Regions from separate parts of the Mus musculus genome. Here region 2 is linked to region 1. A link is a loop called in an ENCODE intact Hi-C map of the cell type or tissue named here. Cell type or tissue: heart. All regions are shown on one strand.

The links. Hi-C counts contacts between places; a loop is a spot of excess contacts. Peaks named below come from ENCODE experiments on the same cell type or tissue, not always from the same donor. Only the 100,000 strongest peaks of a DNase experiment are listed, where the experiment ranks them.
Region 2: a loop joins it to region 1, with 7 times the contacts of the local background. A loop is called at or near these places in 4 of 42 quality-filtered maps.

The regions. Positions count from the first base shown.
Region 1 is chr7:71,369,634-71,372,133 of GRCm38, forward strand. Gm29328 (a long non-coding RNA gene) reads left to right here and starts at 599. Exons shown (of 3, transcript XR_001778177.1): 1 at 599-790. In heart, no CTCF peak of the experiment used is centred here; a DNase peak (open chromatin) is centred at 1,358; H3K27ac peaks cover 1,055 bases.
Region 2 is chr7:71,091,168-71,093,667 of GRCm38, forward strand. The region is part of intron 5 of Gm36011 (a long non-coding RNA gene); the gene reads right to left. Gm39033 (a long non-coding RNA gene) reads left to right here. Exons shown (of 3, transcript XR_882210.1): 1 at 1-58. Among named protein-coding and RNA genes, the nearest start is that of Gm39033, 1.4 kb to the left of the region's middle. In heart, no CTCF peak of the experiment used is centred here; DNase peaks (open chromatin) are centred at 1,324 and 2,324.

The sequences.
Region 1 (2,500 bases):
AAACCTTCCATGTTGGTCTGTGCAGAAAGACATATGAATGCTACTAAGCTTATCTTTGGGGAGAAAGTCAAAGCTCAAGTCTTTTGAAGGCGTAGGAAAAAATTGTCCTAAATCTGACTCTAGAACAATTCTTCTCTAGGTCATGTCAATCTTGGAAACGGAAGGAACGCCTTTTTTCTCTATGCATTTTCAGCTGTAAGTTTATAAAAATACCTGTTGTATAAGAGCAAGTCAGGTTTTGGAAATGACAAGTATTGTGGTAAGAATTCTGGAATGATCTCAGAATGAATGCTCAATACAACCATCATTATTGCTCTTGTTTATGACATCACTACACCTCCTTGAGCTATTAGCTTATCCTCTTCTTAAGTACCCTCAAGAAAAAGGTAAACTATATACTGACACTACATTAATATCTACACATATCCTAAGAAAAAGAAAAGCAGTCAGCTGGGGGAGTCAGTCAAAAGATTAACCACCCATGATAGAAAGAATTAAATTCTTAGGTCAGTCTATGGCATGAGTTTTTCTCATATTTAGATAAAGCATTTTACCTTTAGTCTGCTATTCTTTATCACACACACACACACACACACACACACACACACACACACACACACACAGTTGCATTGCACAGGAGGGAGGCAGAGGTCTCTACAGATTATGAATATCCATCTCAATGTTCAACTTCCCCAACACAGGACAAAATCACCAACATCTTCAATGGGAGAAAATCCTTTATCGGCTGATTCATTTCCATGTTTTGTTTCTGCAGGAGACGGGATATCCTGTGAGTCTATGAGAGGGACGGGACTTGGTGGGATCATTTCAGATATGCCATTTAGCATTATTATTGTGGTTGAGATGGTGAATCTGGTATTATATTTATCAACTAATTTTCATTTTTGGCATTTTCATTTTCTTCTGCTTCCTTCCCATTTTACCCTGATTTGAAAATTACTTAGTAGGATTTGGAAAACATAATGTAAAGAAGTCATATCCCCCTGCATTTGCTACTAAATGATGAAGCAGTTGTTGTGTGCCCTGAAAGCCCTTAGTTTGCTACTAAATGAGGAAGCAGTTGTTATGTGCCCTGAAAGCCCTTGGTTGTGTTCCATTCTGTTTTCTGTAAGTTTGGAACCAGTAGGCCACACACCTTCCCCTGATATTAGAGGAAGGGGAACAGAGGAACCAGGCTACTGAGAGACATTCCAGTGTGAGCAAGCTCACAGAAGTCCCAAGTATCTCTTACAGGCTCATTAGTCAGCCCAAACCAGGAAATAAATATCCTCCTGTTTTGTGATCACCCCCTAGCTACTGCTGTAACAGGAAACATAACTGAGAGGAAGACATCTGAGCACTCTGCCGCCCCAGTTGGAAACCAGCCCTTTCCCATACCTCTCCTGAACTGTAGCTCTGAGGGAAGGAGCCCCTGATTCCCCCACTGCACCGGGGTTACCTTTGACTTTAAAACAAAGTTTCAGGAAACTATTTGTGTGGATTGTGAGTTTAGGTTGCCTTTTGGTCAGGTACAATCCTCTCCGTTTTACAGCGACTTGCTTCTGTGAAACACAGCTGAGGATTTTCTGCACACCGTGTATTTCATGGCGTAGAAAACAGATCTCTGCCAGAAGTCAATGAGTTGGGATTTTATAAATAGGTTTATCTAAAGAGAAGCGAACTAGAAATAAGATTGGTTGACACCTTGGGAAAGGGAACTTTTGAGAAATTAAGCAAATGTAAATTAACCAAAGCTGATTTTGTTTTGTTCAGTAGGTAGACCATAAGCTTCTGGGGTTTTTTTTGGGGGGGGGTTGTTTTCTTGGGTTTGCTTTGTTTTGTTTAGCTGTCTTAGTCGCTCATGCCAGGGTGGCTTGACCTCAATGTGGTTATTTTGAGTACAATTCACCAGCAAAAGCCTCAAGGTTCCAGGCTCCAGAAACGGTAGCTCCCAGTTAGCAGCTCCAGTGGAAACCCCACCATATATTCCTTAGACTTCCTTATCAACCACCCTGGGCACACTCACCAGGGTACACTCTTTGCTTCATCCTACCTCCTGCCCAAACTCTGTTTCCTGGTTTGCCCATGTCCTGTGATATACGCAGCTCTGAAAATTAAGATTGCAGCTTTGATTTCTCTAACCTGCATTTCCCTTCCAGATTAGTGTGGAGGCCAAAGGGAGTTTCTGCTTAACGATTATCTACTTCTCTGATTATTTCATTATGTAGCATTTTCTTTATAACTCTGAGTTATGAGCAGGACTTGAGAACGTCCTTAATATTCTGAGGTATAACCAGAACTTCAAAAATTACCTCCCTCATATCCTTTGATGGCTTGTATCTGGGGGACGTTTTGAAAACAGAAAGTGTTTGTGGCCGTCTTCTAAATAGCTGGTCTGTTTCCCACTGAGTCACCTCTCCCCTCTCACCCAACAATACACACTAATTATGGGGGCAAGTGGAGGTCATGTCCCTGGCTGGTTCACCCCTATTTGCCCTTA
Region 2 (2,500 bases), 280 kb before region 1:
ACTGTTGGGATGAACAGACACTGGACAAATGGACCCATTGGGCTGGTTGGCTCCAAGGGTAAGAACATTCACATCTATTTATCATGAATGGAACCGAAAGCTTCCATTTTCACCCTTGTTCTACAAATGTTCTGTCCCATCAGTGTGTATTGTGGTCTAACAGAGTTTGATGGCACAGAGTCTTGTGAAATGAGCTTTCTCTTATGAGGCTGAAGGGAGGGCACTGAAACTGCTTGCTTGGGTCTCTACCACTCCTTTGCCTTTTGTTTTATCAAGTGCAGTCTGTGGCTCAGTTTCCATATCTGGAAAAAAGTTCATTAGGGTGAATACATCTCGAAACATACTTGGGGTGGAGGAGATAGCCCAGTGTGTAAAGTGGTAGGTGCAGGAGCATGAGGACCTGACCTTGGATCCCCAGAACCCACACAAAAGCTGAACATGCACTTTGTCTCCAAAATTAGAGTGACAAACAATGGAGGGAGAGAGCAAATGTTGACTTATAGTCTTGCTACAGCACAAATAAAATATAAGCAAGAGGAAAGCCCTGAGAGTAGTGGTTCTCAACCTGTCATCAAGACCTCTCTCTTTGGGGACGGAATGACCCTTTCACAGAAGTCACATATCAAATACCTGCATATCATATATTTACATTATGATTCATAACAGCGGCAAAATTACAGTTAAGAAGGAGCAATGAAATAATTTTATGGCTGGGGTGACTAGAACATGAGGAACTCTATTAAAGGGCCACAGTATTAAGAAGGTTGAAAACTACTGCCCTCGTGCTTTGCCGAACAGTCCATAGATTATAGAAAAGGTGATATTGCACTGGTGTTGATGGATTGGATCACTTCCGATTGTGGCTCCTTTCACCATTTGTGGTTTAGAAACTGACAGCAAAAAATGTACTAAGGACAAGAAGGAAGATTGGCAGCTAGACCAGATCACCTGGCTTATGGCATTGACTGAGGGTCCTCTATCCCTTTATTGACAACCTCAGTTTAATCAAAGGCTATCCTTGGGTAGTAGAAATAAAAGCCTACCATTTCTTAAAATTATGCCAAAGAAAAATAAAGCAACTCTGCCTAAACTTTTCCCTTACTTAACGGGAAGACAAGCAGAGTGAGTGGTTGGTGTCTTCTACAGTTTTTTTTTTTTCTTCTTCTTCTTCAAATTTTCCATTGAGCTAGTTCTTTTAAAACAAATTTGAACTTTTCCCATCCCAATGATTCCCACGGACAGTTGGCAAAGAATCCTGGATAACTTGCAAAGCTGGGCTATTTTCCAGGCATGAGTAACTTGTTAAAAAGCCACCACTTCCTTAATACTAACAGTGAGTAGAATTCACATCCACAGAAATCCTCCTGGCCCCTTGGGAGATGTGTGTGTGTCTGTGTGTGTGTGTTTCTGTGTCTCTGTGTGTCTGTGTCTCTCTGTGTGTATGTGTGTGTGCAAAGTCTTTTTTCTTCATAAAACACTTGGCTCTCCGAATGTCTGTTTATACTTCACTTCTTAAAAATAAATACACACGTTTATGCCAGTTGAGGTTAAAAGTATCCTTTTTCCAGTTGCCAGCTGTGTGCCAGTGATTTTATGACAGATGAGTTCAGAATTCATGGTTAGAATGCTTGAAAATGATTTTCCTTCTATTTATCCTAGCTAAAAGAGAAGAGGATAAAATTCTGAGCACTTTTTAAAAACAGGCATTTTCCTGAAATGTAGGTTATTTTATTTGGAAGTCTGCATTAAATATTTTCAAGTACTATAGAGAAACTAAATGTGTAATTTTACATTTGAAGAGCAAAGTTATTATTTCCTCTGTGCAAAGGGGTGGAGTAAATTTCCACAGTAACCTCTCCCAATTGCTGCTCTGACTACACAGCTGCTTATCAGTGCATAATAACAATGATAATGATAATAATAATAATAATAATAATAATAATAGGATTTTGCTAATTTCTAAATCTTTTTAACACATAGGTGTTTTAAAGTTATTAACATCTTTACAGATAAATGGTGGTCTTTCAGTTTTTACAACCCAGCAGAGGCAGGTTAACCAATCTATCATCTTGCATAGTTCATTCTATGACAAGAGCAGCTGAAATCTATTAATGCCACACACATCTTTAATAGAACATAATTTTATCAGCTAGCTATTCAAGTCTGTTGTGTTTGTGTTTGGTGACGGATACAGAGGTCCAGAGAGCCTTCCCAAACTTGTGTCTCCCTGTGATGAGTCTGTAGCTGAATTCTCCCGGAGTCTCTTTATCTGAGTGTTTCATAAACAACTGCTCTTGTCTTGGCAAGGCTGCACAGGGTATACTTTGATAACAGGCTGTCCCGTGAGATAGTTAGCACTTCCTGCTTCCGGTCAGATGTACCATGAGAATAACTTCTCTACATATGTTTTTGCATTTTTGATCACAATCCCAGCTGGAATCAGGAAGTTTGGAGGCGGCGTGGAAATGGAAACTAATTGAAAGTCACAGTGACATTGTTT